Regions from separate parts of the Homo sapiens genome. Here region 1 is linked to region 2. A link is an interaction called in ENCODE POLR2A ChIA-PET data of the cell type or tissue named here. Cell type or tissue: PC-9. All regions are shown on one strand. Each heading gives the region's core, and the rest is flanking DNA. Links, peaks and the distances in the headings are about the cores only. Region 1 overlaps BCAR3 (BCAR3 adaptor protein, NSP family member). Region 2 has its middle 24 kb from the start of BCAR3.

What was found. Peaks named below come from ENCODE experiments on the same cell type or tissue, not always from the same donor. Only the 100,000 strongest peaks of a DNase experiment are listed, where the experiment ranks them.
Region 1: POLR2A ChIA-PET joins it to region 2 with 7 read pairs; 6 of 35 experiments call an interaction of 5 or more read pairs at or near these places.

What each region holds. Positions count from the first base shown.
Region 1 is chr1:93,643,541-93,646,523 of GRCh38, reverse strand. The region is part of intron 2 of BCAR3 (BCAR3 adaptor protein, NSP family member); the gene reads left to right. Among named protein-coding and RNA genes, the nearest start is that of BCAR3, 37 kb to the left of the region's middle. RefSeq lists an enhancer at 1,752-2,473. In PC-9, for the core only: no CTCF peak of the experiment used is centred there; no DNase peak of the experiment used is centred there; H3K27ac peaks cover 1,545 bases.
Region 2 is chr1:93,704,877-93,707,738 of GRCh38, reverse strand. It overlaps a transcript of BCAR3 not described here. Among named protein-coding and RNA genes, the nearest start is that of BCAR3, 24 kb to the right of the region's middle. In PC-9, for the core only: no CTCF peak of the experiment used is centred there; a DNase peak (open chromatin) is centred at 1,518; H3K27ac peaks cover 2,038 bases.

The sequences.
Region 1 (2,983 bases), core at 272-2,771, 61 kb after region 2:
TTCAAGTGATTCTCCTGCCTCACCCTCCCAAGTAGCTGGGATTACAGGCACGTGCCACCATGCCAGGCTAATTTTGTATTTTTAGTAGAGACAGGGTTTCTCCATGTTGGTCAGGCTGGTCTTGAACTCCCGACCTCAGGTGATCCACATGCCCCGGCCTCCCAAAGTGCTGGGATTACAGGCGTGAGTCACCGTGACCAGCCTACCAATAATTTTAAAGCCACCTTATTTATTAAAGATTTTACTTAAGTCATGGGTATCTGGGTAATTTCCAATTTAAGAATTACAGGAAAACATTTTATTTTTAATGTTCTCATTAAAGGTAAAATATCTTTGTCTAATTCAAACTTTATAGGGTTATGTCTAAAAGCATTTGACTAGTCTTTTAAGTATCTGATTAAGTGCTTTTATATATTTTTTAAGCCAATTAATTAGAGCTCTTTATATATTTTTAGTAGTGAAACACTGTTTACACAATGTATAAATACATAGAGGTATTTAGGCATGCTGATAGAAATACATTTTATAGATTCATAAAGACTTCCTTTTTCCTTTTTTCTAGTTAAAAATTCTTAATAACATGTTGCATCACTCTAGGCAGTTCTCAGCTAAATAGTCCTAAATTTTCATATGAAAGGAAAGAACTTAGGTGAAGATCCGATAGCAAAATTTACATTATAAGCTACAGGGAGAAAAAGTTTGGTGTGCTAGAGGGAAATTAAAATAAATTTAGCTGCCAATTAAACATAAATATTATAAAATTATATATTTATATATCATGTATATATAATGTATAATATATGCATATCATAAAATGCATATATAGTCTATAATGGCCTTTTAAATATACATGGATACATATATATACACACACACACACACACAAAGATCCTGTAGCTTTACTTTAGTACTTTAGCCATGAAATAAGTATAAATTCACTGGCTTGCAAGAAAAAAAAAACTGTTAGATCCAAACAGTGGTTTTTATCTCAGTGGAAAAGTAACAGCAGATTTAAAGTAGGCAGAAAGGAAGACAGAAAAAGAGAATTTAGGAACTCTATAGTTTGCAGGTCGACCCTAGGGTTCTTTTTCCTTAATGTAAATGTGCACAAAGACCATATTACTTCTATTTTACATAAACTCTGGGAAGTAGAGGTGCCATAAAACCTACAGAGTACTCAAAAGGGGATCATTCTCCTTATTTTCTCCTTATTTTTAGAGTATTTCTTTCTCACATTTTTTTTTTTCCCCCTTGAAAGGAGGAACTGAGCTCTGGCCTAGGATTTTTGTGTGGTGGATGGATATGTGTCCTGGATGAGCCATTTTAAAAATTAATTTGCACTGAGGATTTCCCTGCAGGGTTGCTGCACATTGTGGGGGGCCAACCCCCTAGACACTCCCACGAGGCCCCCAGTCACCCATGGGCGCTTTTTGGCTGGGAGGAGCAAATGCCCTTTCTCTTCAGAGCTGAAAAAACTCAGTCTCTCATTTACCTATGAAAACAACAGTTCAGTTTCTCACGCAAATATGCACAGTCAAGCCAAATTGAGATTAATTCTGAGAGAAAAAGCAATAGAGGAGACCCTTTAGAATGCACCTTCGAACTGGAATTAGGATTCTTAAACAACAACTTCCTAGGAGAAAAATCAGCTCAAGAATAAATTAAGGACCATCAACCAAAACAGGAGGTCCAGAGCTCAGGAGGACTTACCAGTTCCACCAGAGGAGAAGCTCAAACTGGGTGAGGCTTCAATGGGCCCTGGCTGGTACCTTAGCTCCAGTTTTGGGCAACTCCTTCAGGGTCCTGAGTCTTCTCTGAGGCCCCACATGTTTGGGCATCAAATTATTGTCAATGAAAAGAGTCAAACTCTGTAAAATATTTGAAGAGATTTATTCTGAGCCAAATATGAGTGACCGTGGCCTGTGACACAGCCCTCAGGAGGTCTTGAAAGAATGTGCCCCTGGTGGTTGGGGCGCAGCTTGGTTTTATACATTTTAGGGAGGCATGAGCCATCCGTCAATCAAATACTTTTAAGAAATACATTGATTTGGTCCAGAAAGGTGGGACAACTCAAAGCAGGGGCTTCCAGGCTGTAGGTGAATTTAAACATTTTCTGGTTGACAATTGGTTGAGTTTGTCTAAAGACTGGGGATTGATAGAAAGGAAATGTTCAGGTTAAGATAAAAGATTGTGGAGACCAAGGTTCCTTTGAAGTCTTATAGTGGCTGTCCTTAGAGACAACAGATGACAAATGTTTCCTGTTCCAGTCTTTAAAAGGTGCTAGACTTTTAGTTAATTTCTTTAGGATTGGGAGGGCCTGGAAGAAAAAGATTTAGCTATGTTACTAGAGATTCTTTACAGATGCAAATTTTCCCCCACAAAGGACAGTTTTGCAGGGCCATTCCAAAATATGGCAAAGAAACATGTTTTGGGGTAAAATATTTTGACTTTCTTGTCACATGTTATGCCAGAGTCAGATTGGAAAGTAAGTCACGATATATAGGGTTAAATAAAACCCATCTGATGAGAATTTATGGTTTGTAGGGCATGACTCTCCAGACCCCTTAGATAGGAATTTGGACAAGATTAAAAAATCTGAGCTTAGTCCTCAGTATGTATCCAAGATATACAACATGATGCTATGGAATACATGCAATATTTAAAAGGTTACTAAAGTTGAAGCAAATTAACATATTCATCATCTCACATAGTTATCCACTTTTTTGTTTTTGTGGCAAGATCAGTTGAAATCTACTCAGCATGAATCCCATATACAGTACAATTGTATTACCTATAGTCCTCATGTTGTCCATTAGAGCTCTATGCTTGTTCATCCTACGTATCTGCTGCTTTTTATCCTTTGACCTACATCTCCCCATTTCCTCTGCCTTCTGCCCCCATCCCCATAACTACTGTTTTATTCTCTCTCTGTATTTTTAAAAAAATTTCTTTTTTTTTTTTTTTTTTTTTTTTTTTTTGAGAA
Region 2 (2,862 bases), core at 333-2,832:
TCAGAGCTATTATTATTATTTATTTATTTATTGAGACTGAGTCTCACTCTATCACCCAGACTGGAGTGCAGTGGTGCGATCTCAGCTCACTGCAACCTCTGCCTCCTGGGTTCAAGCGATTCTCCTGCCTCAGCCTCCTGAGTAGCTGGGATTACAGGCACGCGCCACCACACCTGGCTAATTTTTGTATTTTTAGAGATGAGGTTTCACCATGTTGGCCAGGCTGGTCTTGAACTCCTGACCTCAAGTGATCTGCCCACCTTGGCCTCCCAAAGTGCTGGGATTACAGGCATGAGCCACCATGCCCGGCCTATTATTATTATTTTAAAGCATAATTATTTAATGCGGATTTTGCATATCTACTGCATTTGATCCCTTTCTGAATAGTTTTCACTGTTTTATTTAATTACTGTACTTCAAAATACAGAAATTTTGGAAAACAGAGAAACACTCTTTGGTGTATATACTTTTAGTATTTTTTTAAATGCATATAGATTTATTTTCTGTTTTCAGCAATAATATTATACAGTTTGTTTTAAACTGTATACTTTTTTTGTTTTTTTGAGATGGAGTCTTGCTGTTGTCACCTAGGCTGTAGTGTAATGGCATGATCTCAGCTCACTGCAAACTCTGCCTCCCAGGTTCAAGCAATTTTCCTTCCTCAGCCTCCCGAGAAGCTGGGATTACAGGCGCCCGCCACCACACCTGGTTAATTTTTGTATTTTTAGTAGAGACGGGGTTTCACCATGTTGGCCAGGCTGGTCTCGAACTCCTGACCTCGTGATCCACCCGCCTCTGCATCCCAAAGTACTGGGATTACAGGCGTAAGCCCCTGCGCCCGGCCTAAACTGTATACTATTAAACTGTATATTGTTTACTTTAGTAATAGATCATGAATGGATTCCCATGTTGCTATAGAAATTATAATGGCTGTGTAATATTGAATTATGTAGATTTATATAAGTAATTCTCCATTATTGGACTTTTATTTATCAAACATTTATATAAGCACTTACTATGTGCCAGGCATAGTTCTAAGCTCCAAATAGATATTAACTCATTTAACTCTCATAATAACTTTATGAGGTAAGTACTATTTACATCCCCATTTTGCAGATGAGGAAACTGAGTCACAGGCTGACTAGCTTGTCCCAGGGCACACCTCTTTGTAAGTGATGGGGCCAGATTCAAACCCAGACGATCTGGCTCCAGAGTCTGTGCTGTAATCACAGTCCTCTGCTTGCTTCCCTCTACCTCTATTGAAAAGTAAAGACCTTTCTTTCCTGGGAGAATAGCTTAATCTTAATAAGACTTCCCTGGCAAATAAGGGAACTGCTGTCCTGTGAGTCACTGTTATTTGTAATTAATTGTAACCTGCTGAGACAACAGGCAAAGAAACATCTAGGCAGAATGGGCGGTGTGAGCTCTGCAGCCCAGAGAAGGTGACTCCAGGAGGGGCTGTAGACTTGAATCCAACCAGGCTGAGGTCCAGGTTACTCACCCACTGGCAGAACCCAAGTGACTCTGCCTCCCCTGAAGCTACTGTAATTGCCTCACACCCACCTGAGATGGTCTTTCCTTTGCATTCTACTACAGGAGCTGCTTCATCTGACCCAAGCTGGCCTGGAGAAAGGAGGAAGAGGCAAGGTAGGAAGTGGCCTGGCCCCCTGCTGCTCTGCCCCAGAGTGCAGGGCAGAAACTGCAGCTGGAGCTGTGGGGTGGTGTTGATCCAGCCTACAAAGTGACTTCTGGGGCAGTACCTGGAGTGTATGAGAATCCTCTTGTTAACCTGCAGAAGCTCCAGCGTAGTTGTTTCTGGGTGACTCTAGGATCCTTATTCATCGCAGCCTTGAGACCGGGCTTTGGCTTCAGCCACCTCCTTTCCTATCCTCTCCCTTCCAGTAATGACAATATGATATCATAGCTGACCATAATTGTTCTGTCTGACATTTAATTCATTCTAACTCATTAAATTCTCACAACAGTGCTATGAGGTAGAATGATGGTTACCATAATTATCCTCATTTCAGTGGTGAAGAAAGGCAGCCACAGGGAGGCTGAATAACCTGCCGTAAGGTGGGGAGGGTTTCAGGTGCTGGGAGCACCACAGAGTTGTGACCTTGACTTGTATCCCAAACAGACCCTGAGAAGGGAGCAGTGGCTGGAGGGGAAACTGCAGTTGAACCACCTTGCTCCTCTTAACCCTAGTGGGAGGAGAAGTTCTAAACAAACAATTGGCATTTGACAGGGGAGTGTTAGGGCTGGAGGTGGTCGGAAGTTATATTTTATTGAAGCACCTTGGCAGTTGTTTGCAGGGCTGGTAGTGGGTTTATATGGCATAACATTCCTGCTCTCTCCCTGGGAGGTCTGTCAGTTTTCCTTTATTTCCGCATTTACAAGGGAGCCCGGAACACATACACCCTACATTCAAAGTCAATGTCACAGGGTAAATTGGTCCAGGGAGGACCAATTACTGCAGTCCTAAGACCTGCCACTCTAAATGCACGAGATGGAGATGCTTACATACCACCCAGCCCGTGAAGTTCTTTTCCACGCAGAAACCCCACAAGTTGGGTTCCCACCTGGATCAGGACTCCACCCCCTTCTCCTAAACATGGAAACAACCCCGGGTGGAGCTAGAACCAGCTCAAGTCAGACCTCCCAGTCTAGGAAGATCATTGGTCTAACTTGATAACAATGTATAGAAAAGATGCTTTAAACAGAACTAGGTAAGGCTTGGCAAAAACTGGCTTTCCTGCAGCTAAATGCATGCTGACATGTACCTATTGAGTTTTGGAGCAACTAACTCTTAGGAATGTGTGTGTACTTTTGTCTTAGGAAAAAGACAAAACCTGCCATAGT